2 separate regions of the Homo sapiens genome follow, and region 2 is linked to region 1. The links are chromatin loops, found by intact Hi-C in ENCODE. Cell type or tissue: heart left ventricle. All regions are shown on one strand. Links, peaks and the distances in the headings refer to the core of each region. The heading gives the core; the rest is flanking DNA.

What was found. Hi-C counts contacts between places; a loop is a spot of excess contacts. Peaks named below come from ENCODE experiments on the same cell type or tissue, not always from the same donor. Only the 100,000 strongest peaks of a DNase experiment are listed, where the experiment ranks them.
Region 2: a loop joins it to region 1, with 2.1 times the contacts of the local background. A loop is called at or near these places in 3 of 110 quality-filtered maps.

What each region holds. Positions count from the first base shown.
Region 1 is chr1:168,916,767-168,933,883 of GRCh38, reverse strand. The region is part of intron 3 of LINC00970 (long intergenic non-protein coding RNA 970); the gene reads left to right. Among named protein-coding and RNA genes, the nearest start is that of LINC00626, 140 kb to the right of the region's middle. RefSeq lists a silencer at 1-146 and an enhancer at 11,879-12,048. In heart left ventricle, for the core only: no CTCF peak of the experiment used is centred there; no DNase peak of the experiment used is centred there; H3K27ac peaks cover 512 bases.
Region 2 is chr1:168,860,566-168,873,124 of GRCh38, reverse strand. LOC105371606 (a long non-coding RNA gene) reads right to left here. Exons shown (of 2, transcript XR_922261.3): 2 at 2,926-4,148. Among named protein-coding and RNA genes, the nearest start is that of LINC00626, 80 kb to the right of the region's middle. In heart left ventricle, for the core only: no CTCF peak of the experiment used is centred there; no DNase peak of the experiment used is centred there; H3K27ac peaks cover 1,126 bases.

The DNA.
Region 1 (17,117 bases), core at 4,456-12,455:
CCACCTGTTCCTGCAAAACCTATGGAAATTAAAAAGTTAAAAAAAAAAAAAAGACTTGAAACAGACAAAATGGCACACATTAGCTTCTACCATGGTGCTTTGCAAGACTGCAAGGTGAAAAAATTTCATTCCAAACCCCATCTTGTATGTAAGGAAACTTTAAAACAAAATTGAATGCTATCTTATGGGCATTGTTATGAGGGAGAAATGAGTATATTGGGTAAATTAACTGTATTATGATGTTTATGGTCTGCACACAGGCAGAATTTGATTGTGTGAGAAGACAAAAGAGGTTCCTTAGGATGACTAATACATCTTTTTAAATGTACATTAGAGAGAAGTGCACAGAGTGCGCATATCACATCTGAAATTTTCTATTGTTCTGTCTGTTTTTCATTACTCTGAAATGATTACTGCAAAAATTCCTAAATTGGATGCTTTTCAAAGAGGAAGATTAAAGACCATAAGCACAGTCTTGCAGCTGTGTAAAAAAGAGTGTATTTCTGTAGATGCATGGAAAGCCTTAGCAGCTTCCCCTTGGGCTCTGAACAGCAGATGGAGAAACCCGAGGCCCACTGGGAAGTGTCAGCCTTGCTCCATCCATGAACTTGGAGGGACCTCAGTTAACTTTTTGTAGCGTATCTGCCCTGAGCTAACCACCATCTGCTTGGCATTATTTAATTATTTAAAGCCTCTTAAATGCATTTTGGTAGGGCCTGGGTCTCCACGATGCCAGGACAAGGAGGCAGAGGTCTTCTGAAGAAACCCCTTGACCACCATCCGCTTGGCATTATTTAATTGTTTAAAGCCTCTTAAATGCATTTCGGTAGGGCCTGGGTCTCCATGATGCCAGGAAAAGGAGGCAGAGGTCTTCTGAAGAAACCCAGACAGAAACCTTGCACGGTTGCAAAGGAGGAAGAGAAGTCAAATACAAGCATTACCAAAATACTGAGCGGTCTTGCTTCCAAGACTACCTGGGAATTTGTAGCTCTTTGATTAAAGATTAGTACTAATTTGAAACAAAACAACAACAACAACAACAACAACAAATGGATCCTCTTACTTACTTGATCTGGAAGAATATCCTCCATGGAGGAGTATTTTGTCGGAGTACTTATATCACATGAGACATGAGTGTATTCTGGGATCATTGCCAGTTCGTATACATAGCTCTTCTCTAAGACTCTTTGTCATCAATTCTGTTTTGCTTCTTTAAAGAACCTGCTAGTAGATGTAGATGCTTACCTGAGAGCATTTCTCCTTTCATCCTGACCACAAGTTAAAGCATTTCACATTTGTCCCATTGGAAGAATTTTAGTTTTCACTATCCTTCAGAGCCACCACTGTTGCATTGTAAAAGTCCATTTCTATCTATGTCATGATAAGCCTTCTGTAAATAAGACTCAAAATACGGTCCTAGACAACTTTTTATAAGGCTATGGGTGTGGGAGAAGGTAGAATGTCACTGTGTGGCTGGAGTAGACATGCTAGGAGTGTGAGCTACTTGCTTGTCCAACCTGGGGAACTGCAACATTCAGATCTTGAATATGTTTACTTCCACTAGATGATGGAATGCTTGTGGGTATGCCCAACTTAATGATAGGTGGATTAGAAACATCCAGTTCATTATGAATATATCAATTTCTGTGGCCACTTCGTCTACTGCAGTCATGCATTAAGAATCTTATAACCTCTTCCAACCCTAGTAGTTTTACAGTTATGCATTCAGTTTCTTTTCTGTGTTTCTCTTAAAATTCTAATATGCAAACTTTCTTTAACAAAGTATATAATTAATCACTCTCTCTTCCCTCTATTGGAAAAATACAAGAGCCCTGAAACACTGGAACTTTAATTACCCATCATTCTGTATTAAATGTCAACCTTACATACTTTAGTTTGAACTTGTTTTTGTACTTCTAAAGTTAATAGCTATTGTGATTATATTATAAAATTCGGCAGTTTGCTTGGAATTACTTATTTTTTTTCAGTCTCTTTGCTCACACTTCCTTCTTTACAGATTGAGATTCTTTCTTACTAAGGCAGATACTTAGAAGTTCACTAGTAAGCGTCTGTTAATGGTAAACTCATACAATATGGATCTGAAAACATTTAATTCATTATCATTCTTAAATGGTAGTTTAACTGGACATGGAATTCTCTCAACAGCAAATTGAGAGTTACTTTATCTCAGCACTGAATATATTGTTTCATTATCTTTTGATTTCTATTGTTACCATTGAATTTATTGAGACCAGACTATACATTATTTCTTCTTAGATAATATGCTGCTTCTCCAGATGTCTTTAATATTTTCATTATATCTCTTCTGTTCTACCATTTTACTACATTGTCTAGGTGTGAACTTATTTTTTTATCCTACTTGGGACTGTTGGGTTTCTAAATTTCACAATTCTTATCTTTTATCAAGGCTAAAAATTTCAGATATTTTCTCTTCCAATAACTTATCTCCTTCAGAAAACCTTTCCAGATATGTTAAGTCTTCTCATTTTATCCTCCATGTCTCTTTATTTCTCATTCATATTTTCCATCTGTTTACCTGTCAATACAGCATTCTTACTAATTTTTTAAAGATATATCTTTCAGCCAATTAATTTTCTTTATGCTTTTATCTACATTCCAACTTAACACATCTACTGTTGTGATTTCAGTGGATATATTTTTCATTTCAGGTATTTTCCCTCCAAAACTTCCTGCTCCCCATATATATATATTTAGTGTATATATATATACACACTAAATATATATATAGTGTATATATATATATATTCAGTTTTTCTTTCTGTAGTCATTTTAAACATTTTTGTTTTGTAGCCTCTGTCTTATTGTTCAATTATAAACTGGTGGGGGGTATAATCCTAATATTTATATGTCTGCTTTCTCTGGCTCATGGTGAAATTCCCCAACTATTTTGTAACTTTGGATTGTAAACTCCTATTCAATGTGGCTTCAGTTGTGAGAATTTTGTAGATCCTGGTTTTTGAGTTTGCTTTTGTCAGGTACTTTTGGAGTATTTTCAGTCTTGACCAAGTCTGAAGTTAGTTATGCCTAAAAGATTCCTGGACAAGACCTAGTTACAAAACAAATAATGTTTTTAAAAGCAGAATAATTACCTGTTTTAGAAAGTAAAGAGGGATCAGCTTTACTTCAAAACTCTAGATATCTTTAGCATGATTCTCCTATTATGATTTCCCTCAGGATACATACAATATTCCAATCTACTGCAGGTGTTGTGATTCCCATAAGGTTCTTTTTGTCATATAAGGGCAGAGTGATAGATCTGTTTATACAATATCCTAGACCAGCCAAAGAGTTGTCTCTTGACCTGGGTCTCATTTAACACTGGGTCACAGACACAAGTGTAAATGTGGTATATAGTGCCTCCAAAATTCAAGGGCTCGACAAGTATAATTTAAGTAATTTCGGTGGTAGAAGGTAAAAGGGGGATCATTTTTTTCTTTCCCTTTGATGAAATATATCTATCTATTCTCATCTACTATAACTTAAATAATTTTACTGCTCTTGTAGGGTGCTGTATTTTTATAAGATTTATTCTCTCCTCTCTGATACACACATTTCTATCAAAACATTTAGAGTGTGATATTTCTATTTTATGTTTTCCAGGTTCTTTCACCTATAAACGTAACGAATTTATGTAATATCCTATGGAAAGCTACATTGTCAGGGTAATTGTGGAGGAAATTGTGGCAGAAAACTGGAGAGCTGACAAAAACATGGGCAAATTATTCAAATTAATTATGTGTCATATTGTTTCAAGAGTTTTAAAATTTTCTTCATTTAAGGGAATCTGAGTTTCTAAACTAATTCAGAGTTGGAAACTGAGGCATTTTGACTCTCTCTGTGGTTGCTCAAGTCTAGCCCCTATTTACCAGACCTAGAAGTTTCTTTTAATGTAATAAAATCAAGTTGTTTTGAGAAGTGACTTTTTATGTCCTTTGCCCATGTTTTAATGGGGTTGTTTGTTTTTTTCTTGTAAATTTGTTTAAGTTCCCTGTAGATTCTGGATATTAGACTTTTGTCAGGTGGATAGATTGCAAAATTTTTCTCCCACTCTGTAGGTTGTCTGTTCACTTGATGATAGTTTCTTTTGCTGTGCAGAAGCTCTTTAGTTTAATTAGATTCCTTTGGTCAATTTTTGCTTTTTCTGTCATTGCTTTTGACATTTTCATCATGAAATATTTGCCCATGCCTATGTCCTAAATGATATTGCCTAGATTTTCTTCTAGGATTTTTATAGTTTTGGCTTTTACATTTAAGTCTTTAATACATCTTGAGTTAATTTTTGTATAAGATATAAGGAAGAGGTCCAGTTTCAATTTTCTGCATATGGCTAGCCAGTTTTCCCAGCACCATTTATTAAATAGGAAATCCTTTCCCCATTGCGTTTGTCAAGTTTGTCGAAGATCAGATGTTTGTTGCAGATGTGTGGTCTTATTTCTGAGATCTCTATTCTGTTCCATTGGTCTGTGTGTCTGTTTTTGTACCATTACCAAGCTGTTTTGGTTACTGTAGACTTGTAGTGTAGTTTGAAGTGGGGTATTGTGGTACCTCCAGCTTTGTTATTTTTGCTTAGGAGTGTCATGGCTATGTGGACTCTTTTTTGGTTCCACTTGAATTTTAAAGTAGTTTTTTCTAATTCTGTGAAGAATGTCAATGCTAGTTTAATGGGAATAGCATTGAATCTGTAAATGACTGTAGGCAATAGGGCCATTTTCACAATATTGATTCTTCCTATCCATGAGGATGAAATGTTTTTCCATTTGTTTGTGTCCTCTCTGATTTCCTTGAGCAGTGGTTTGTAGTTCTCCTTGAAGAGGTCCTTCCCTTTCCTTGTTAGCTGTATTCCTAGGTATTATATTCTCTTTGTAGCAATTGTGAATGGGAGTTCATTCATGATTTGGCTCTGATTATCTGTTGTTGGTGTATAGAAATGACTGTGATTTCTGCATATTGATTTTGTATCCTGAGACTTTGCTAAGTTGCTTAGCAGTTTAAGAAATTTTTGGGCTGAGTCAATGGGGTTTTCTAGGTATAGGATCATGTCATCTGCAAACAGAGACAGTTTGACTTCCTCTCTTCCTATTTGACATCCTTTATTTCTTTCTCTTGCCTTATTTCCCTGGCCAGAACTTCCAAAACTATGTTCAATAGGAGTGGTGAGAAAAGGCATCCTTGTCTTGTGCCTGTTTTCAAGGGGAATGCTTCCAGCTTTTGCCCATTCAGTATGATATTGGCTATGGGCTTGTCATAAATGGCTGTTATTATTTTGAGGTATGTTCCATCAATACCTAGTTTATTGAAAGTTTTTTTTAACATGAAGGGATGTTGAATTTTATCAAAGGCCTTTTTTCTGCATCTATTGAGATGACCATGTGATTTTTGTCTTTAGTTCTGTTTATGTGATGAATCACATTTATTGATTTGCATATGTCAAAACAGCCTTGCATCCAGGGGATGAAGCCAACTTGACCGTGGTGGATAAGCTTTTTGATGTGCTGCTGGATTTGGTTTACCAGTATTTTATTGAGAACTTTTGCATCAGTGTTCATCAGGGATATTGGTCTGAAGTTTTATGTTTTTTGTTGTTGTATTTCTGCCAAGTTTTGGTATCAAGATGGTGCTGGCCTCATAAAATGAGTTAGGAAGGAGTCTTTCCTTTTCAATTATTTTGAATAGTTTCAGAAGAAACAGTGTCAGCTCCTCTTTGTATCTCTGGTAGAATACAGCTGTAAATCTGTCGGTTCCTGGGCTTTTTTTTTTGTTTCAGAATTTGTTATTGGTCTATCCAGGGATTCAACTTCTTCCTGGTTCAGTCTTGGGAGAGTATATGTGTCCAGAATTTATGTGTTCATTTCCTCTAGATTTTCTAGTTTATTTGCTTAGAGGTGTTTATTGTATCCTCTAATGGTTGTTTGTACTTCTGTGGGGTCAGTGGTGATATTCCCTTTATCATTTTTTTATTGTGTCTACTATGTAGCCAACAAACATATGAAAAAAGCTCAACATCACTGATCATTAGAGACATGAAAATCATAACCACATTGTGATACCATCTCACTCCAGTCAGTATGGCGATTATTAAAAAGTCAAGACACAAAAGATGCTGGCGAAGCTGTGGAGAAATAGAAACACTTTTACACTGTTTGCAGGAATGTAAATTAGTTCAACCATTGTGGAAGACAGTGTGGCGATTCCTCAAAGACCTAGAACCAGAAATACCATTTGACCCAGGAGTCCCATTACTGGGTATATACCCAAAGGAATATAAATCATTCTATTATAAAGATACATGTACGTGTATGTTCGTTGCAACACTATTTACAATAGCAAAGACAGGGAATAAACCCAAATCCCCATCAATGATAGACTGAATAAAGAAAAAGTAGCACATATATACCATGGAATACTATACAACTGTAAAAAGGAAAGAAATGGTGTCCTTTGCAGGGACATGAATAGACCTGGAAGCCATTAACCTCAGCAAACTAACACAGGAGCAGAAAACCAAACACTGCATGTTTTCACTTATAAGTGGAAGCTGAGCAATGAGAACACACAGATCCAGAAAGGGGAACAATACACACTGGGGTCTGTTGGGGTGGGGAGGGGTGGGTAGAGGCAGGGAGAGTATCAGAATAAATATCTAATGCATGCAGGGCTTGATGCATGCAGGTGTTCCGTTGATCTGTGCAGCAAACCACCATGGCACACGTTTACCTACGTAACAGAGTTTCAAGTCCTGAACATGTATTCCAGAACTTAAAATAAAATAAAATAAAATGAAAAAGAAAACAAAGTTGTTTGTTCTTAGTAACAGTAATGAACTCATCATTAAGATATCCGTGGATAGAGATTTCCAAACTTTCTCAGTCTTAGTGTCCATAGTGTCTCAGTAATTTTTTTTGGTGCCTCTAGGTCAAATTAAGTAACTGAAAGTTCCATTTATTAAGTAGTTGGGCTAAAACAACTTCATACATATTTATGTCCTAATAACTTGTGGATTATATAAAGAAATATGTATAAAATGAACAAAAGTATTTTTGTTTTATTCTTAAATAACCTCAACTACTTACCAATGGGATGTGTACATGAAGAACATAGGACACACAAATTGGAAGAAAAGAGTACATTTTTGTTTTATCTTTAAATAATTTTAATTTCTTACTTGTGGAATATATATACCTGTTAGGCACTACTTATCTTTTTAAATCGGGGAATCACATTAAAAACTACCACCCTTATTTTCTATTCAACATTAATTTTCATGTCAGTATCTACTTTTTACCACAGCAGCCACCAAAACCCTGTTTTTCAAAGATATGATGTTACTGAAAGGAATGTGGCATGATCTAAAGTGGAAATTGTAAACTATCTTGAGCTAGTAGTACATGCAGTATATTTCACTGTGTTTTCCTTTGACATTTACGAGATATTGGGCCACTTCTGTGACTTTGCTGCAGAGCCCTGGGCATCTTAGTATATGGTTTGAGAACTGTGGCTGTTGAGTGAGATCATTCTAATTACCATACTGACCCAAGCAATCTATTTTGGTAATAATATACACCTTATATCTGGTGGTGAAGTTCCACCCTGAGTCTTTCAATCCGTGTTGAAATCACTGAGCTCATTTCAACCTCAGCATCTCTCACCTACAGAGAACAACTTGGACACTTTATAAAGACGCTGGGTTTCCCTTCACCAATATATTTTTTAAGGCTTTAGTAATGGGAGTATTTTGAGGACTGGTCATAGTTGGGTATGAGGGTCAGTGGATGATAAAATTCACTTCAACAGTCTTTCAAAGTCTCTCTGGATAACTTTCTTAATAACATTCCAAGAAATTTATGAAATATCAACTTTATTTCCTGTGGCCAATGTTGAATGTAGAATTGAGTCAGTTAGGAAAGAAACCAAACCAAATGCCCATCAATGATAGACTGGATTAAGAAAATGTGGCAGATATACACCATGGAATACTATGCAGCCATAAAAAAAGAATGAGTTCATGTCCTTTGTAGGGACATGGATGAAGCTGGAAGCCATCATTCTCAGTAAACTAACACAAGTACAGAAAACCAAACACTGCATGTTCTCACTCATAAGTGGGAGTTGAACAATGATAACACATGGACACAGGGAGGGGAACGTCACACACTGGGGCCTGTTGGGGGGTGGAGGGCAAGGGTAGGGACCGCATTAGGACAAACACCTAATGTATGCAGGGCTGAAAACCTAGATGATGGGTTGATGGGTGCAGTAAACCACCATGGCACATGTATATCCATGTAACAAACCTGCACATTCTGCACATGTATTCCAGAACTTAAAGTAAAAAAAATAAATAAATAAATAATAAAAAAGAAAAGAAAAAATAAGATCCAGCAGCTTGAACTAGTGTATTAACTTTAAAAATCTGTTTACTGCACCTATATTAATAAATTCAGTTAATTAAATTGCAATGCCTTTCTTAGTCAAACACTCTCAGAATCCAGAAATTAGCACATATATAAACCATGTCTTTCCTAATATAACTTACACAATTTTTGCAATTATTGTAACATAGATTTTATCTTCTCAGATTTGGGGCACACTGGGAATCTGATTCTAGTTAGGATTCTGGAGAAAGTGAAGGGTGGGGTAATGAGCCATGAAGAGAAATAGCTTCCAATTATAAATTAACTTCTACAGACTAGAGAGTTGCAGGGTCCTCGGGAAAGGCAGGGGTAATTATTTGAGACAAGGGAGAAGCTACTTCCATTGAGAGAGGAAACTAAATGGAAGCTGTAGGTTCTTGATTTTCCAAGTCCTCCAAAACCCCCCATTAGTGCTCCATTCCAATTTTGGGCATTTCATGTGTTCTCTGTCAGTGTCCACATTTTCAGAAAAAGGCCTGGGAAATCTGTGAACTCAATGGATGTAATTCAACAATGTGCATGGTAGAACTTAGTGCTTATTATTCATTTATTTTAGCTAAGTAGCTATAAGAGATTAGAGGCAATTTTACAAAATTATATTAGTCCCTATAATTGTTTATAATTTTAACTAATAATTTAGGGTTATAATATTGTCATTTGACTTCATCCTTCAATTCTTTAGACACTTTTTACTGTTCTATGGCAATGGATACTTGTTTCCCCTCCTTCCAACTGGTTTGTGATCGTCTCAGGTAATCACAAGTAATAATTTTCAGAATCTCTATTTTAAACATTTTCAGCCACATAAAAACTAGAGAAAATAGCATAAATAAAATATGTACATACACCACTTATGTTTAATGTTTACAAATATATTGTCAAATTTATTTATAGACAAAATGGCTTTTCATTGCAAATATGGAAATATGCATATTTAAAGCAATAATATTTTCTTCCATGAACACAATACCATGACTATACCTAACATATTGAACACAAATTCCCTAATATCATCAAATCACAGGTCACAATTTCATTAGTCATGCTATCAATCTGTGCCAAGAGCATCAGTATTCCCATCCCTTAATGCTAGCTATATTTTCACTGCCTTTGTCAGCAAATAAGCTACATAACAAATTCCATGTATTGTTTTGTCCATTCCTCTTTCATTATCCTATAGCTCTGTAAATTGCAATAACTTCTACTAGTATTTTTGTGGGAGTCAAGATTCTATTAGTGAATAAAACAGAAATTAATCTGGTTAACTTAAGTGGAATATAAATTTATAGGAATAATATCCCATACCTCCATTTGAAGGATAATAGACTAGGCATAGATGGAAGCCAAAGGAAATGAAGCATAGTCAAAGATATGCCATAGGAGTTACCCTCTTAGATCACTGCTGGTTGGCATTGTCACCATGCGTCCTTTGTGATCTCACTACTGGGGTCTCAACTTTGTAACTCTGACCCTGAACCTCCGGGTCATTCCTTCAAATTTCAGAGGCATGAGCTCACACTCTAGCTGACAGGAAGTAAAGGGTGATAATGTCTGTTCTTGTAAATAAGATTTTATCTCTCACTCATATTGGGATTCCCCCAATTATGAAAAAATATATAGATGTTTGTTTCAGGTCAGATTCTCCAAATAGCAGGCTTTGAGATAAAGATTTGCTCAACTGGATTTTAATGCACATAGACCAAACATTGTGGGAGGAAATGTTCAAATTTGAAGTGTCTTTCAGCACACCTAGATGTCTAGACTTACATAGAAATATCTGGGATGTTTCTTATCTGGTTTCGTTTGTTTGTTTGTTTGTTGTTTTGGATGTTTCTTATCTGTAACCATAATGACAAATGGACTATGACTTGTACCAGGAAAAAAGCCAGAATGCCTCTACATTTTTTCCTAGAAACTAAAAATAAGTACAAAATGTGGGAAATATATTATCTAGCATGAAAACTTTTAACTAGGTGAACAAAGTTAGGCAACAGAGTGAGCAGCTGTTTGACTTCACTTTTAGTTACCATGGCGGCTTTTAGTTAGGACACAATCCTGAACCATTTAAACTGGGTGATCAATTGAGGTCATTGCATTCTAATTAAGCATTCCCCTTTGAAACAGATGCAGATACTTTATGAATACGTTTTCCTACATATCCTTAATATGCAAAGTTGATGTGCTTTCTCAATTTTGCAATTCAGTTATTTAAATCATATGCTTTTTTTGTTGATCAATAGCCCTTATTTGTTCATTGAAAATGCCATTATCCAAATGTTAACAATGTGAGTTTTACCTAATATTTTTGAAGTTTGAAATATATAACTCTAAAAAGTACAATGATTGACAAAAGATGACTTAGCATGTTATGTGTATGTGTAGCTCTGTGTGTGTATACTTGAAATTCAGTGCTTTAAAGTAGTTGCTATTTTTGAGATATATAAACAATAAAGAATCATCAACTTATTGATCGCCATCAAGATTGTTACAATATCCTTGCAGTTGTACCTTAAATTCTGTGTCATCCAGTCTCTGTTATGCAAGTTGGTCTTTATGGAATCACTGACAGGTCACTCTTAGTTCAGCAGATTCTGTTTTCCCTATGCATTGTACTTTAGCAAATCATATTTTACTCATTATATTAGTATAAATTTGAAATTAAGTAATCATAAAAATAATCCAGTTAGGCCATTTTTTTTGTTGGATTCTTTTGGTGCCTTCTCTCTCAGATAAATAATGATCTACTGAGAACATTATTCAAATTCAAATGAGACTTTTTGTGGCTGTTTTTTCTTTATATCGTTAACATGTCTGTGTTATCTGCCAATCATATGTAAGCTGCTTGATGGCAGGAGCCCGGATTTTAATACCTGCATAGCCCATGCAAGATCTAAGTCAAGTTCACATTTGGTCAGGTCTGTGGTGGCATGTGGCGATCAACCCTGCAGTGTGCAAACATCATTAACAAGAGACTTTTCTGGCCCTCCTGGCTCGAGGAAATGGAAAGGAAGAATGAGCTAGTCAGGAGACAAAACTAGAGGCAGTAGGAACAGTGGCCCTGAACTACATTGAGTCAGTGGTGGATTTAGGAAACCTATTGAGGAGAGGTGGAAAGGACAGACACTGGAAGCCAAAGTGGGCTCAATTGAGAAGGGACATGCTGGGCCTGGACAGAGCCAGAGAGCACATGAGAACCACTCTCGACTAGACAGAAGATGATGACAGGCATGAGGACCAGGACCAAAGTTCATTAAAGTTGTCGTGGTGGAAGGCTGGGATCATAAAGAAGAGGGACCAAATCTGGAGTGATGGAGCGGGGAGTGAAAGAGAAGTGGGAGTGAATGTGACGAGGGACCAGAAGAAAGATATCTAGGTTCTGTTCCAGCTGCACTTATTCCTGATCATCCCATGGGTCTGGCCTACTTCTGACAGATGCACATAATCAAATATGGTTTATGTAGCTGTCTCTGGACTTTGCTTGCCCTTACTTGCTCTCTTTCTTTCTCTCTAGCTCTCTCACTTTCGCTTTTGCTCTCTCTCGTGTCATGAGACCACAAAATACAATTAATAGGTAATTCAAGTCATTACTATCATAGATATTAAAGCCAAGAAAATGACACTTCTAAGTTCAGCAAACTACATGAAAAACAGTAGCATGAATAAAGGATACCCGGCATGGTCCAGAATGATAACAAAGAAAAATGGAGAAGTGGTGAGGGCAATTTGGAGATGGCCAGTGAAATGACAGTTGAACTTATTACAAGCCAGATAGCAGTCTGGAGTCTCTCTTCAAGCTAGTTCTAATTTTGAAACAGTGATGGAAGGCAGATATTATTATTCTGCTTTTAAAATAAGGAAACTGAGGCTCAGAAAGGTGAAGTAACTTGCCCAAGGTCACATAGCTCAGTGACAAAACCAGTATTCATATCTGGATCCCTCTGACTCAAATCTGGGCCTCTTTCTGCTTCTTTCTGAGGAAATTCTCATTTTGGGAAGATCCAGTGGCTTCTGGATCCCTCAGAGCCATGTCTTTCTTGGTGACCTTTTTCCTGATATTGATGAAAGGAACAGTTATCAGTGGAGTCTTAAAGATTTACTCAGTGGAGTCTTACAGATTTACTCATGGGCATTCTGTGGTACCCCCCAGAGCCTTTGTTTCTTGACACATTCCCATCTCCCACTTACCTAGATATTACAAATGGAATAGTACAAATGAATAAAACAGTTTTTGATAAAAAAATAATGTGACTCAAACCATTTATGTAACTGGTCTTGAATGCATGGTCTGCTGCTTCCTCACTGGAGCTAGATTTAATTCTTAATTCTGCCGCAGAAGGAGAACTTGAGTACATCACTATTCTCTGTGCCTCTGGCCACTTGCTTTCTGCAGGAAGGACATTTATAGAAACTAGAAGGACGAGGAAACTGCATCTAAACTCCCTGTGTTGGCGGGATCAGCAGTTGTAAGCTGCTAGGAAATTGCCAAGTACTGTTGAAATTTCCGTGCCTGATCCAAGATGTTGTTTACGCACAAGGCCCAAATCTTTCCGGTCTCAGGAAATACCAATGATCTTTGGCTGAAGTCAATATAACAAACAACCTTAAGAAGTTATTCAGAAACTAATTCTGAAAGCCTCCCATGGTCATACAAGGCAAGCCAAATACTGACATTGTATGTGGAAAATAAGGCTGCAATTAAACATTCACGATGGATCCAAATTTTATATGGTCTACTTCTGTCTGGGAGTGTGTGCTTCCCTAGGAAAGGAGCTCAGTCAGAAGTTGACTTGTGATTCTGTGACTTCCTGCTGGCCTTTGAAGGCTTGGTATCATTAGTCATCATGGGGTGATTTGTTTACCTTTTAGTCATAACTGATTAGTACACATTCATTCATTCATTGAACAAATATTAGCTGAGACTCTACTATGTGCCAGATTCTGGGTAGGAACTGAGGACACAATGCTAAGCAGAAACAAGCACACTTCTTATATTCAAGGAGCTTATAGTCTAATAAAGGAGAAAGATAAATAAAATCACAGAAATACGTAACTTCTAACTGTGAGTAAATTGGAGAAAATGATAGCCACGTTTTGAGAATGCGTAGCATGGATTGAATCTAGTCTGCAGTGTTGGGGTAGATGTCCTTGGGAAATGATGTTTGAACTGAGATTTGGAAAACATGGACCACTTCATGAACCCTGGGGACTGACGATGAATTAAGACTAGGATTTGACAAATCCCTGGAAGTGTGCAGACACTAACATCTGAGCAGTCAGCAGAAAGCTTGTTGGTTTTAGCTCTTAAGATGGCGGCATATTTCGGCAAAGGAAGGAGGAGCCCATGCTTGTGCAGACACAGCCTCATCCAAGTGTGATCCATATCCTCTCTCCAGATCATCCTTGATATTTGGTTTGGTTTGCGTTAGCCGTAACCCATTTCTCCTATATGTTTTACAACATCAGAATCAATTGATCAGCTCCCTCTTGAAAGTCTTGTGGTCCATTACTAACTACTGAGCTGATTCTACCATTTTCTTTCTTCTTTTCCTGCTTTCCTACCCTCTATCCACCATTCTGACCCCATTCATTACTGCATTTCTTCCAATTTTCTCTCTCTTTGATTGTTATACACACATTATAACTTATACACATTATAAACATTATAACTTATACACAAGTTATATATACATTATAAGTTATACACAAGTTCCAAGACTTTTAGGCTGTAACTGTGACCACTGAAAATTGAGACAAATGCAATTCCTGAGTCAGGTGTTCCTAGGTACAGTGAGCAATGCACACAGGCATCTTTTTATGTAATCTTCCCCCCACCATATAGCGAAATCTAGTGGAGTTGAATCACTTTTATGATGAAATTTGCCCAAATCTATCCTCCTGTGGATTATCTTTACCTGGGAAATATGTGCGCTAAGAGCTTTTAATAAAAGAACTGTAGTTCTCTTCCTTTATTGTGTTTCACCGAGGCTGCAAGAGGTGTGACACATAAGCTGAAAGTAAATTGAATAGGAAACTGAGGTTTTGTTTCCCTAGCAACGTTAATTCAGTCTTCTTACAAATGGAAATAACACTGGAGGCCTTTGTTTCTGCATTCCCAGCTCTACAGGGCAATGTGACATGCTGAGCACTCTGGAAACAGTGCTGTATAATAGAATTCTGCAGCATTTACTTTAGAATTTTCTCTCGCTAAATTTCATACAACCTTGTGGGCATTCTGCTGGAGCTGATATTCATCCTGTTTGCTGAAAAAAATGAGGACAGAGGAATATTCAGTGTTGTGACTTAGTACATCAGGGCATTCATTGTCAGCAGGGCAGGGCACATTATGCAAGGGCAGAAGGAGGAGTTTGGTGATTCAAGAACAATCATGGCTAGAAGGATCTCCCTATTGTTCAAGGTCAAAGTGGACAATGGTCCAGTAGCTCAGATATTCAGAGCTGGAGCACTGGTGTGTAGGAAGAATAAACATACCACATACATGGCCACTTGTTCTTACCTTTCATATGTGTCTTGAATATTTTATACACAGTCAAGCAAGTTTTAATAAAAACCCTAAAGATATAGTAATCCACATTTATCCATTTGAATAATTTGCCTTCAAAAGGCGTTGGTGAGATTTGGTCCATTTTCAGCATCTAGGAGATTTCATGGGCATATTTCTGGGAGTCTGGGAGGCTTTATAATACAGTGGTAGATGTCCAGGGTTCTAGTGACAGACTGCCAAGATTTAAATATTGGCTCCACCAATTTCTAGCTGTGAGCTCTGGGGAAGCCCCTAACTTTTCTGTACCTCCATTTTCTCATCCATAAAATGGTCACAATAGTACTGTAGGGTTGAAGAGATGGTTAAACTGAGACATCTATTTAAAGCATTAACAATGCCTAGAGCCTTGTAGTAAGTGCTTAGTATGTGGTAGACGTGGAACTGCCACACACTCCCACCTATTTGCGGCAGGAAGGGAGCACTTGCCAGATCTTTTTGAGCCCTTTGGGGAAAATTTCACTAGAACAGACAAATGTACAATTTTTCCCTCGCTAATTTAATGATAATTTGTCCCTATTTTGTAGCTGCTTCTTTAGCCATGTGATGGGGCAGGGGCTTGGGTTCATGGAGGAGAAGCAAGGGCAGGAAGAGGTGGAGGAGGAAGAAGAAAAGCAGGAGCTGAGAAATCCAGTGGCTTCAGAGCTGCAAACCGGTTGACACCCACATACCTCCTTCCTCTTTTTCAGCAAGGTTTGCCCATTCCCAGTAACTGGAGACCCTGTGAAGGACTATGAGTTGCTTTTATCCCAGATCCCTAAGAGCCAGCTCTGAAACCTAACTCCTCAATGTGAAGTTACTCACCAGTTATTATGTAGCTCTGCATCCTGCAATAAGAAAATGTGATTAGTACAGCAGCCCTGCTCATCCTATGAATCCAGAGATCTGCGCGGGTGTGATGTGAAGGCAGACTCTTTTTCACTCTTAAGGTTAAGCTCAGAAAAAAATAAAAAAAGGACTAACTCCCTGTTTTTCATCTTAAACATTTACCTTGCAATTTCAGAAAATTAGAGGGCATAGTATTCACTTAAGACAGTGTTAAGACTTCAGATCAAAATCAACTGAAAGAGCAAATGCCATATTTTCTCTTCCTGTTTGTAACTACATGTCACTTTATTGAAGCCCTAATTGTGGGGCATTCCTCCTCCTTCTCCTCCCCATTCAAATTCTCATGTTCCTGAGAGATATTAGAGCACAAGAGACATTCTGGCCAAATGCATTCTTGGGGAGAAATTCTGTCCTATATACAGACACTAGGAAGGGCACCCTTAGTTACTTGTGATCTGGCCTGCAGACATCTCCCTGCATTTCCCCTCCACATGTCTTTCCCACTTCACTCTTCAGGGGCACTAATCCTCACAGGATTGCCTCTTATCTCCAGCCCTGGGCTTATGCTGGTGCTTCCACCTGGAGTACTTATCCTCTTCCTGTACTCTCACCTCAACTTGTACTTTTGCAAACTCATGCTCCTTTAGACCACAATATGATCTTCCTGGAGACACCTTCCTGACCACCCCCAATACCCTTAAGGCATTCTTTCCTCCGGAATCGCTTAGACATTGTTCACATCTCACATTTAGCACTTGTCACATGAAACCCCATTGTATAAAAGTGATGCATGTTTGTGTGTGTGATTGGTTTCCCCTATACATAATGATAACCTTAAGGATGGGGGCCAGGTCTTGTTCATCTTTACTTCCACAGTGTCTGGAATAGTTTTTACACAGAGATAGTTAATAAAAGCCCCTTTTATGTATGAAAGAATGAGCAGTGTCCAGCCTCCTCTGCCACCTTCCTGCCAGGTACTGGACACCCTGGGAGGACACCTCCCCCAAAGGTCTCCTCATCTCTCCTTTGACCTTCCAGCCTTCCCTACTTTCTCACTTTTGGCTCTGCCCTGGTCCTCATAAGGGCTTCCTGAGACTCAAATTAGATTTCCAAATCCAAAAGAGAGCAGCAGACAGTGCAGGAAGCCCATAGGCCAAGCTAACCATCATCGGCCCTATCATCAACAAAGGTAACTGACTAAAAGATTTGAAGGTACAAGAATTTTCTTTTTTTAAATCCTACCTTCAGTGGAGTGTGGTAGGAGCTGAGGAGAGGAG
Region 2 (12,559 bases), core at 4,560-12,559, 61 kb after region 1:
TTAAGCAATCATTCTCTATTCCTCCTCCGCTAATCAGCTTTGTGTCTCTATGGATTTGCCTATTCTGAGTATTCCAAATACAAGGAATCATACAATATGTGGCCTTTTGTCTGGCTTCTTTTGCTTAGCATAATGTTTTTGAGATTCATGTATCAGGACTCCTATCAGGTATGTAGCATGTATCAGGACTTTATTCCTTTTCAGGGCTGAATAATATTTCATTGTATGTATATAATATGATTTGTTTATCCTTTCATCCATTGATGGGCATTTGGGGTTTTTCCCATCTTTTGGCTATTGTGAATAGTGCTGCTATAAATGTCCATGTACAAGTCTCTGTGTGGACATATGTTTTCATTTCTCTTATGTTCCTAGGAATGGAATTATTGGGTCAAATGAGAATTCTGTATTTAATTTTTTGAGGAGTTGCCAAACTATTTTCACAATGGCTGCACCATTTTATATTCCCACCAGCAATGTACAAACTTCCCTATTGCTCCACATTTTTGCCAAACGTGTTACTTTCCATTTTTAAAATCATAGCCCTCCTATGGAGCTTGCAGTGAGCCGAGATCGTGCCACTGCACTCCAGCCTCGGTGACAGAGTGAGACTCTGTCTCAAAAACAAAACAAAACAAAACAAAACAAAAAAAACATAGCCCTCCTAGTGAGTGTGAAGTGATATCTCCTTGTGGTTCTGATTTGCATTTCTTTCTCTTCCTTCCTTCCTTCCTTCCTTCCCTCCCTCCCTTCTTTCTTTCTCTCTTTCTCTCTTTCTTTCTTTCTCTTTCTCGATGGAGTTTTGCTCTTTGCCTAGGCTGGAGTACAATGACCCTATCTTGGCTCACAGCAACCTCCGCCTCCCGAGTTCAAGCGATTCTCCTGCCTCAGCTTCTCGAGTAGCTGGGATTACAGACACCCGCCACCACACCTGGCTAATTTTGTATTTTTAGTAGAGATGGGGTTTCAACACATTGGCCAGGCTGGTCTTGAACTCCTGGCCTCAAGTGATCCACCCGCCTCTGCCTCCCAAAGTGTGGGATTACAGTCATGAGCCACTACAACAGGACTGATTTGCATTTCTTTAGTGACCAATGTTTAACCTCTTTTTATGTGCTTGTTGGCTTTTTTTGCATACTTTCTTTGGGAAAATTCCTATTCAAATACTTTGTCTATACTGTGTTTCACTAGACAGCTTTATTGAGGCAAAATTCACATGCTATACCACTCATCCATTTAAAGTATATAATAATTCAATGATATTAATATATTGACAGGATTGTGTGACAACCCCCAGAATCTAATTAATTTTAGAATATCTTCATCACTTCAAAAAGCAATGAACTATCCACCAGCAGTCACTCCTAATCCCTCCCCATCCCTCAAGCCCTTGGCAACCACTAATCCACTTTCCATCTCTATAGCTTTGCCTATTCTCAATGTCTTATATAAATGGAATAATCTAATATGTGGTCTTTTGTGACTTGTTTCTTTCACTTAGTATAATGTTTTCAAGGTTCATTCATGTTGTACTATGATCAATTCTTCATTCCTTTTTATTGTCAAACAACAGGCCGTTGGAGGGATATACTACATTTTGTTTATCAGGTCATCAATGGATTGAAATGTGGGTTATTTATACCTTTTGGATATTGTGAATAGTGCTGCTATGACTATGATTGCATATGTATTTGTTTGAGTACCTGTTTTCAATTCTTTTGAGTATGTACCTAGGAGTGGGATTGCCAGGTCATAAGGTAACTCCATGTTCAACTTTTGAGGAACCACCAATCTGTCTTCCAAAGTGGCTCCAACATTTTACATTCCCAGTGGCAATGCATGAGAGTTTCAATTTCTCCACATCCTCTACGATTCTTGTTATTAGCCACTCTATAGTGGCTTTGTGAAGTGGTATCTTGTGGTTTTAGTTAGCATTTCCTTAATGAATGATCATTGTAAGCATCTTCTCTTGAGCTTATTGGTTATTCATATGCCTTCCTTAGAGAAATGTCTACTCTGATTCTTTGCCCATTTAAATATTGGATTAATTATCCTTTATTATTCAATTGTAGGAGTTCTCTATATATTCTGGATACATGTCTCTTGTCACATGTGTTATATGATTTCCAAATATTTTCTCCTATTCTCTGTGCGATCATTTGTCTTAATAGTATTACTTGTATTATAAAACTTTTAAACTTTGATGAAGTCAAATTTATCTATTTTCTTTTGTTGCTTACGCTTTTAGTGTCATTTCTAAGAAGGCTTTGCCTAACTCAAGGGCACAAAGATTTACCCCTATGTTTCCTTGTAAGAGTTTTATAGTTTTGACTCTCACATTTAGGTATATAATCCATTTTGAGTTAATTTTTTGTGTGTGTAATGTAAGGAAGGGAACTGGCATCATTATTTTGCATGAGTTTGATGTGTTTGGATTCTCTAATTTAAGGAAAAACTAATGATAACTTTAGTACAGGTTAGACGGAGGTGCAGAGAAGAGAAGAAAATCTCTTCTCTGAAGAGGACAGTCAAGATGATAGGATTGAGCTTTGTACTACCAGGGCCTTAGTTCAGGAATGTGATGTGACTGAAGCCAGCTCAATGAGATGCAATCTCAAGACTTGCTGGAACTATTAGAATAAAACTCTTTTTTTTTTTTGTAGGATTATTATCTGTTCTGATTACTTAAGTCTCAAGCTACCAGTCTCTTTAAGTAGACAGCTTACTGGAAAATGGGTCAATAAAACGAAAAGCAAAGCCAATAGGTGGGGTGAGACACTGAGTTTGTTAATATTGTTTGAACTTTTGAAACAATACTTGAAAATCTACTCTTAAATTTTCAGTTTTAGATTTTTTTCACTTAATTACCAAGTAAGTGCAGAATGGCACACACCTGTGTCTTGCTCCAAATACTCATCAACAATATGCACTAGAGAAAGAATACATTTATTATAGTTTCCTGATCATTCTTTGAAGTTTGACATGGTTGTTTCTTCCACTAGGAATGTCTTTTCTCTAATTTACTTGATTAACACGATCTTTCCTTCAAAAAGCGTGAAAAGGCCTCAACTCCTCTCCTAGAAGCCTTTGCTAATATAGCAAGGCAGGGTTGAAGGCCCTCCCCTCAACCCAGCCTGAGCCCCAGTAGTGTCTGTCTCATTTCATTTTAGTTTTCTGGCCCCTCAACTTTTGAGAAAGTAATGGACAGTGAACATATTTATTCATCTGTGTATTCCATGTGCCTAGACCAGGGCCTAGTACATAATGGGCAATCAGTAACTTTTGTTGAATGAATGGTAAATGCAATAGAGCCCCCATACGGTTAAATTTTATTAAGATCTCACAGTCCTCTAAATATATAACTATTTTCTCTGTGTCTAGCTTGTTCCCTCTCCCCTCGTGTTGAATTTTAAAACAGTCCTACGAGAAGACACCTAAGACTAAGAGAAGCACAACCTGATATAATAGTTTTGGTCAGTGTGGAATGCAGCTGCCTTCTTGCTTTCTGAACAAAGTGATGCCAACCAAGTATAACAGCCCTATATTCTTTCTGCTTATCAGTAGGTTTTGAGATATATATATATATGTTGGCTTTTTTGAGTCAGAAGGCCAATGACAAATAATCCCCTTTGCCTTCAGACACATTTAGCATTCTTGAGCTTACCTTGCCACTCAACAACACCCCCCATGTTTCTGGAGTTGCTGTATGGTTTAAGTCAGAGCAGTGAGCAGCTGGTGTTACTTTAATTCCTTGTGAAAACTTCTTCTCTGTTCCAACCAATATCCACGCAACCTCTGTTCTTTTAATATTTCCAATGTTAATTCAGTTTGCTTATTCTACACATGATAGATGGCTGACCTGTAAAGATTTTGAGGCAAAGGAAAGAGCACTGGAGCCAGGCAAGTAGCCTCAGTTCCTCCATTAGCTTATTATATTTGATGTCTTCGGTCCTCAATTTCTTCTCCTGAATCATGATAAGCCTGGATGGAAGAGCCCCTAGGGCCCATTGCAGTTCTCAGATTCACAGGACACTCGATGTTCCTATGGTTCTCATTGAAGTTATTTGTGATGCTGGATAGAGGCTGAGGGAATTTGGCCTTCTAACTTTTGGTAACATGTTCCCAGGAGGTATGCACTGTTAATTGTGCTGTTAATTGAAGAGAAAACATTGGCATTAAAAAGAGAGTTCCTTTTTACTTAGGAAAATCTGTCTTTACTTTCCCCCTTTTTGTTTTTATCTCTTTAAATCCCATGTTGTGACCATTTTATGGAACCGCCCAAATAATCAAAGTGGGCCCTGTAAACTGCCTCATTTCTTAAAAGAAGGCAATACACTGCCTAGTCTCTAAGACTTTACATAGCTGGGTTGTACAGTCAGAATAGGCCAAATACTATACTAAATAATCTTCAAATTTCAGTGTTTTAACACAATGAAGATGCATTCTCACTGATATCATAATCCAGTGAGAGGTGGCAGGGGCGAAGTGTGGGGATGGATGGGGACGTGAAGGTGTCAGAGAAGCTGTTTCCACCATGTTCCAGGACTTCAAAGTCTTTCACTGGGTCTTTTGGTTCCACCAGCAGATGCAGGAAGACAGGAGAAGGGTGAATGGTTTTGTGGCCACACGAGGGAAGTTTAACTGTACACCGAAGACAAAGAGGAAATGAGTTTAGTAATCTCTGCTGGGTCACCTAGGTATGGCAGAAACATGCACAGGGAGATGTTTATACAATAAGGTAATGATACAGAGAGACATTATTATACACATAGACTGAAAAGACTCATGAGACTGGAGGGCCACAAAGAAGGGCCAGGTGGTGATTCTGAGTTCAGAGAGGGGACTTAATGCAACCCCTCTTGTTTTATAGCCAAGGAAATTATACCCAGGTAAGGAAATTATGACCCAGGTAAGTAAAGTGGCTGCTCAAGGTCACCACAAATTAACTGCTTATCTGAAATGAGAACTCGTTGGTCAGCATACTTCCTGGCATTCATGTAGTAGAATCACAGGTGCCAGCATTCTTTGGAGAAAAGCCTACTTGGCTCTGGTTTAAGACCAAAGTGAAATATCAACCTTAATTTTTTTTTTTAAATGGAACTGGTCTAAAAACCATGGAAGATTTTAAAATTCTGAATAACTGTTGAAAGTCACCAAATGTGTAAGAGCACAGGGTAGGCATTTAATTAGAGAGAAGAGACAGAGACACACATAGAGAGAGAGAGCCACTAAGAAAGAGTCAAAGATCTGTTAAAGAAATATCCTTTTGATAGTAAACCTGACCTATTGGTTTTGCTGGCTCTAGGGGTCTATAAATTTTACTTCCTGTTTTTTTAGTTCTAAGGAGAAGAAGTCCCTACACAAATATTGAGAAAGATAAAGGCTGTCTTTGGGCCCTTTGCCCCTGTGATGGTATTCCTCTTCTAACATTCAAGTTGTACCAATGTCTCCCATCCCTCTCACCAGATAGCAATGCCTTCATTCCATTCCCTTGTCAATCTGATCACTCCATTTTCCATCCCCAAAGAGACTATTATAGTTATGTGTAAAGTGCTGATTACATACATTCATTGTCTCCTTTAGAACTCACATAAACTTCAGGAGCGAAGTTTTAGTATACCAATTTTATAGATGAGAAAAAGACCAATAGATAGAGCTACCAATTACTGAATACCTGCTATGTTCCAGATGCTTTATATACTCTATCACAATTTATACGGCAATCTTGCAAAATATTATTATATCACTTCCCTTTAAAATATGAGGAATCAATATCAGAAGGGTTAAATAATTTTGCCGAGATCACCAAGCTGGCAAGATAGAGACAGATTTTAAACTTGGGTTTATTTGATTTTAAAACCTATGTTTTCCATGATGCCAAATAATAACAATGATGATTTTATTATTATTTGTAATCATTTTTACTGTTATTAAGTTTTTATTTTATAGTCTTTCCAGAGAAAATTCACATTCTCTGATGGGATTCTTAGAGGTGCAATGCTTTAAACATTATGAATAAATGTGGTAGTTCAATTTATCAGTTAGGGTACTTTTAGCTGGAAGTTAAAAACAAACAAACAAAGATAAATGGTATAAAAAACAAGTAAACAAGGCTATTTATTTGTCCCTTAAGGAGAAATGCAGAGCTAGAGGAATTCTAAAGCTGGGTAATTCAGTGTCTCAGTGATGCTACCAAGAACCCAGTATCCATCCTTTCTGTTCTGTCATCTACAGTAATTTGCTTTATCCTCTTAGGCTGGTTCCCATGATGGTACCAGATGGCTCTCTCATTGCAGGTATCTTAAGCAGGTGACAACATCCAGAAACAGAAAATAAAACTGCTAGACTTGTGTTCATTTTTAGGAGTGAGAAAACCTTCCTAGAGCCTCACCGACAGACTTTCCTTGACATCACTTCAGCCAAAATTAGATCACATGCCCATGCCTAAACAAATCACTTTCCAAGGGGAATGGAGTTGCCATGTTTGACTAAACCACTTAAGGATTTAATGTCCTTTGAAATAATTGACTTCTCAATATTTTAGCAAGCTTCAGTTTCTGTTAGGAAGAAGGTTCAAGGCAAATTCTTGTGGGTAAGAAGCAATAGTGATGATCACATTCAGGCACCAAGACTCGGTGGGATAAGGATGGAGGTAGAAACTTTCAGGTTCACACAGAGGTCTTGCCTTCTCATGAGCCCAGACCCATTATGAGTCATGTTATAGAAGTAAATACTGTAAGTGTTTGGGGAAGAATTTTCACATCGTCCCAAAGTGTTATTTTGAAATTACAAAGATTCTCAGTTGACTGACTAGAAAAAATATGAAAAAAAAAGCCAACTTCTGACTCAATAAGGGCCACTTATGTTACTATGCTGTGAACTAATTGGTCTCAAATAACTTTAGAGCCATTTAGTTCAATTCCCAGATCTTTTGTTATAATGCTTGTCTTCCTTCTACAATGTCTTTTCCGCTTGATTATGTTACCTCTGCTACACATTTTGTGGCAAGGGGCTTACTACTTGTCAGGCCTCTGAGCCCAAACTAAGCCATCATAACTCCTGTGACATGCAAGTATACATCCAGATGGCCTGAAACAACTGAAGAACCACAAAAGAAGTGAAATAGCCAGTTCCTGCCTTAACTGATGACATTTCACTATTGTGATTTGTTCCTGCCCCACCCTAACTGATCAACTGACCATGTGACATTCCTTCTCCTGGACAATGAGTCTCAGGAGCTCCACACCGAGCACCTTGTGACCCCTGCCTCTGCCCACAAGAGAAAAGCCCCTTTAACTGTGATTTTCCACTACCTACCCAAATCCTATAAAACTGCCCTACCCCTATCTCCCTTTGCTGACCCCTTTTTCAGACTCAGTCCTCCTGCACCCAGTAATTAAAAAGCTTTATTGCTCACACAAAGCCTGTTTGGTGGTCTCTTCACACAGATGTGCAGAACACTACTTACACTCTATTATCTTTGAGGGCAATTACTTTTGTTACAAAGTTATTTCTCATTTTAAACTGAAGTTGCTAACTTTAAATAAGTATATATTTTACATAGACACAAATGTGCTGTGTAGAAAAAGCAGGTTTTGGAGTCAGACAGAGTAAGGTTAGTATCTCAGGTTTTCCAATAACTGGTTAGAGGGTTGGGAGCCAGACAATTGGCCTTAAATCTCAAATATGCTATTTATCAGTATGTAACCTTAGGAAAGCACTTAATTCATCCCTTTATCCCTCCATGACCCAGTTTTTGTAGCTGCAAAATAAATCCTATAGTGGTATCTCCTTAATGAGGTTAAGTCAGTCAATACATGTAAAGTCTTAGTGCTGGAGACAATAAATATTTCTTATTACTACCAAAACTAGCTGTGAGGACATATGAAAATGGTTTGAACTCTTTGGTACTCAAGAAAATTGATATAATCGTAACATACTTTTGAGGTTCAGTATAATGATTAAGTGCACAACAAACATTAGCTATTGATATCATTATTATTTCACAAACTCAATTGTTGATGCAGCTAATGGGATGGGGGATAGTGGAGAATACAATTATTCCAGAGCTTTCCGTATGTATTTTCTTTCTTTCCTAGCCAGAAATTCAAATGTCTACTTTTCCTCTCCCAAGATGTAAGTCATATCCACAAAGACCAGCCAGCACAGTGGGCAGGGAGTTCTAAATGTCTTGTGGACCTGTGGACCTATTTCCTGCTTATCTTTGCTTTGGCTGGTGCCACTTTTTCAGTTCAATTTGCAGTTTGAAGTCATGCAAATTGTATTTTAAGTGAATTAACCTAAGTAAAAGTTTGATGACTTCTGCCTCTAAACATGCTTTGCCTAAATCACTTATTTTTGCCCTTCAAAAGATAAACTGAATTGCTTATGAAATATGGCGTATGTCACATTCAATCAAAACACTGATCCATTCAATCTAACCCTCTCTTCCTGCTGCCATCTCAAGGTATGGATTGCATAAGAATTTTGTGGCATAAATTTGAAAACAAAACCAAAAACAGTTCTCCATTTTCTTTTATGGATTCTCCATTATGGATTAGCCTTAATGTTTCTTGAATTTCTGTTAGGGAACATCAAGGTCTGTGTCTAGTTCTTGGGATCAAGCTTGTGTTTTCACTAAGGTCTTGTAGCTGCTGACCTATTTCCCAGCCTCCTCCTTAGCTGACCTAAGAGGCCTGCTCTATACAATGGCTGCTCTCAGCTTTGTGGGATCTCTTCTTTTAATCTTTGGTATGCTTGAACACTAAATAATGTATTCAGATGCTGCCTGCCCAGGAAAGATGTCCACACTTTTTTCTCTTAATGCATAACTTCCTGATACCAAAGAAACCTATTTATCGAAGGAGCCAGAAATTCAGAAGCTACACTGAACTATTCTTACTTGGGAACCAAGTGTAAAATCTGACGAGTTGACTCCTACTTTTATTTTAGCTGGGCTGGGGCGTCTGTATAAACAGCCTTTCTTATGACAATTTGGCAGTGCGACTTTTGGTCAGGAAGAGAATCAACAAATGCTTTTATTTCTCAGTCTCCATCCTTATCCCCCCTCCCCTTTACTGACCTTTGTTTGAACCAAGACTAGAGTTTTATTGGGGCTTTGTTTTGTGTCTTGGGCAAGAGTTTTGGATCAGCCGAGGTCAGATCTCATTTTATCTAAATCAGTTTGCCCTCCCCCAATCTCAAGGGAAAAACTTCAACAAAAATACATTTACACGTTAGTCTTAGTTTTCATTGAGTTCCGTCTTGGCAAAGGAGGCCAGATTCTTATCCCTAGAGGCACTTAGCCTCTTAAACAATGTTTTATTAATTTTTTTCAAACAACCTCTACTCAATCATAAATAAATTGGCTCTCCTGCTTCTGATTCTGACTCCAGAGGCTTGTGGACTTTTGACGTTTTCTGTAATTTTTAATCTAGACATTGTCTCCCACATATAGCAAGAAGCAACATTATAGAATAGAGAATAGAGGATTGGCGGTCAAGAAACCTGGGTTCTAGTTCTGACTGTGCCACTATGCATAACTTTGGGCAAATTTTTAAATCCTAGGCTTCTCATCTCAGTAATAGAGGACTGGATAATATTTACAGTTTCTGTGGACTATAAGATTTTATGATTGGATTGAGAGGAACTGAGTGGAAATCCAGGACCCCAAAAGTAAATCAAAAGGCATTGGACTTACGTCAGAATTCACAATTTTATTAATTTTTTAAAAAGATTTACTATTATTATTATTATTTAGAGATGAGATCTCACTATGTTGCTCAGGTTGGAGTGCAGTGGCTATTCACAGGTGTGATCATAGCTCACTGCACTATTCAACTCTCAGCCTCAAGCGATCCTCCCATCTCAGCCTCCCAAGTCAGGTGCACCACTGAGCCCAGCTAGAGCACACAATTATCTGCATGGTTAATTAAGCCAGAGGTACTCCTTGAGCTCCCAGATTAGGGTAATGTGAGGAGCAATAGAGAATTTTTGGCATGTCAGACCTGGAAGGGCCAATAGAGGCTATCATATCTAACCCATTTCTTTAATAGATGAGGAAACTGAGGCATGAAGAGGAGCAGAGGCTTTCCTAAATTTGGTTAAAAAAGCCTCCATGGATTTTCTCTTCATCGCTTTCACTTCATACTACTTTGCCTCTTTATACTACTATTCAGAGGTATTCTTTATAATAAATGTTGTTAGTATTGTGTTTTGAATAATTCTAGTTTTGAAAAACTCTGTCAAAGGCAAACCCATTAGGCCATTCTCTCTTCCGCATTAGGACTGTAACCATAAGCCAAGGGGCAGTGTGTTGGTTGACACAGTGTACATACATCCCCACATCCCAGTAGTTTAAACACATAAGAGAGGAATTTAAAGTACACCTGTGTGAGGCCATGTGAATTTCCTCTTTCATCCCTTTTTTTGGTTCCATATATACCGATTATCCAGTATATTGAAGCCTGAAAAATACTTTGTTGTCACAGTTTTCCAAAGACTACCTTTATCCAAGGTATCTGGGTAGCTGAAGTCCAAATTTATTTCAGAAAATTGAATAATCAGGATTGCTAGCTGTGGGAAGTTTATATACTACATTAAAGAAGATAGATTTGGTTTTGTACACATCTCCTCTCACCCCCAAACTTTATGTGTTTCCAATATTCCTCAGACAATAAGGACTACACATTTCATTTTAGCAGGAGTCATATTTAAGTTCAGAGTTTGCCAGCAGATATTTTCTACCCTTCATGATCTTACCTTGTTTATTACACATTTGAGAAGATGAAAAGGATCAAATACATGAGTTTTTTCAGACAATTAGTATCTATATTTTAAAAAGCACAATCCTAGTTTTAAATTGATAATATTTGGCAAGATACTTGATTTTATACATAGATATATATATTTAACTCAAGTAGTTTATAGATGTTTTCACATCATTTGAATGATCAAGCTTCATTATGAACATCAATTATTGTACAGTTCCTGATAATACAGTGATTACCCTAGGGGCTACTAAAGGGCATGGGCCATCAAATGACCCCAGCAAGTACACATTGGTATTCTGGGGGCAGTGGTGGTATAAATGATATGTCACCTATGAGGTCCTATCATGAATAGTGTGATAATTTTTGGTAGCCTCTCATGCACCTGAGAACATACTGCTTTGGGCTTTAAACCAGATAAGCAAATTTGTTATAACTGTGGGAAGAATCAGAGAGATAAGAATCTGAGAGAGGCTTGTTGGACTTTAGTGCATGGAATTTTACTGCTCAAAGATCTCTGCTATTTACTCTAGCAATAACTAGCTTCCAGGAGGAATTTTCTCTAGGGTTTACAACCATGTATTAGTTTCCTAATTGGAATTTTGGATCAGTTTGTTTACATTCTTCTAAATAAAAACTTGAGTCATTCTTGGAACTAGACAAGTTATAAATTATGAATGATTGAGTAAATAATTAAGTAAACAGAATTTAGATATACACAGTAGATTCTCTTACAATTCATTTTATTTCTAGGAGACAGCATAGTATGCTGTTAAGGAGAACAAGCTTTGGAGCCAAAGCAACTTAGATTTGAATCCAAGTTTACCACTTTTTAGCTCTACAACTTGAGTAATTCCTTTAACTCCTATTTTCTTCACCTATAAAATGCATATGATAATAATACCTACCTCTTATTTTTTGTGAATGTTAAATGTGATAATGCATGCAAAACCCTTAGTACAGGGCCTGGCACATAGCAAATGATCAATAAATATTAAATTGTATTTTAAGGCACACCTTCCTCTTTATCTTCCAAATGTCTCTAACCTTTTTTGTCATTCAGGATTGGCTGACTGCTATAATGAACACCATTTAAATTTCAGGGGCTTAGCATAACAGAAGTTTATTTCTAACCTATCTAAAGTCCAGTCAATAGTGAGTAGGGTATAAGCTCTGTGTTCCACACAATCATTCAGAGACCCAGGCTCCTCCCAGCATGGTTCTCCATTACTGCCTTGAATGGAAAGCAGCAAATGATGGCCCATGGGCCAAATTGGCCTGTTCCAGCTTTTTTTTTTTCCTTTTTTTTACAGCCCATGAGCCAAAAATGGTTTTTATCTGTTTAAATGGCTGTGTTTTTAAATGGTTATAAAATAACACATAATATCCTTGATTTTGCTTCTTAGTCTACAAAGCCTAAAATATTTACCATCTTGCCCTTAAGAAAAGGTTTGCCAAGTCCTTTCCTAGGGCCCTACAGCAGAATTGTCTGCTAGGTTCTTGGCTTTGGGCTGTCAAATGAAGGAAGGCAAGAAGTAGAGGATCACACGGGAGATTTTTGTAGGTTCATTCTGTAAATGGCATGCATTATTCTCACCACATGGCTTTGGCCAGAAAGCAGCCAAAGGCATCTTTGCCTAGGAAGGCAAGGAGATGTGATCTAGTGTATGCTCAGGAGAAAACATAGTGGATTTTAGTGATGACAAGGCAGTACTACCATACCATTGTCAAAATAAACAGAAACTTAGCAATTCTTCCAATCAACACCCTGTTGCATACCTAAAATTTAT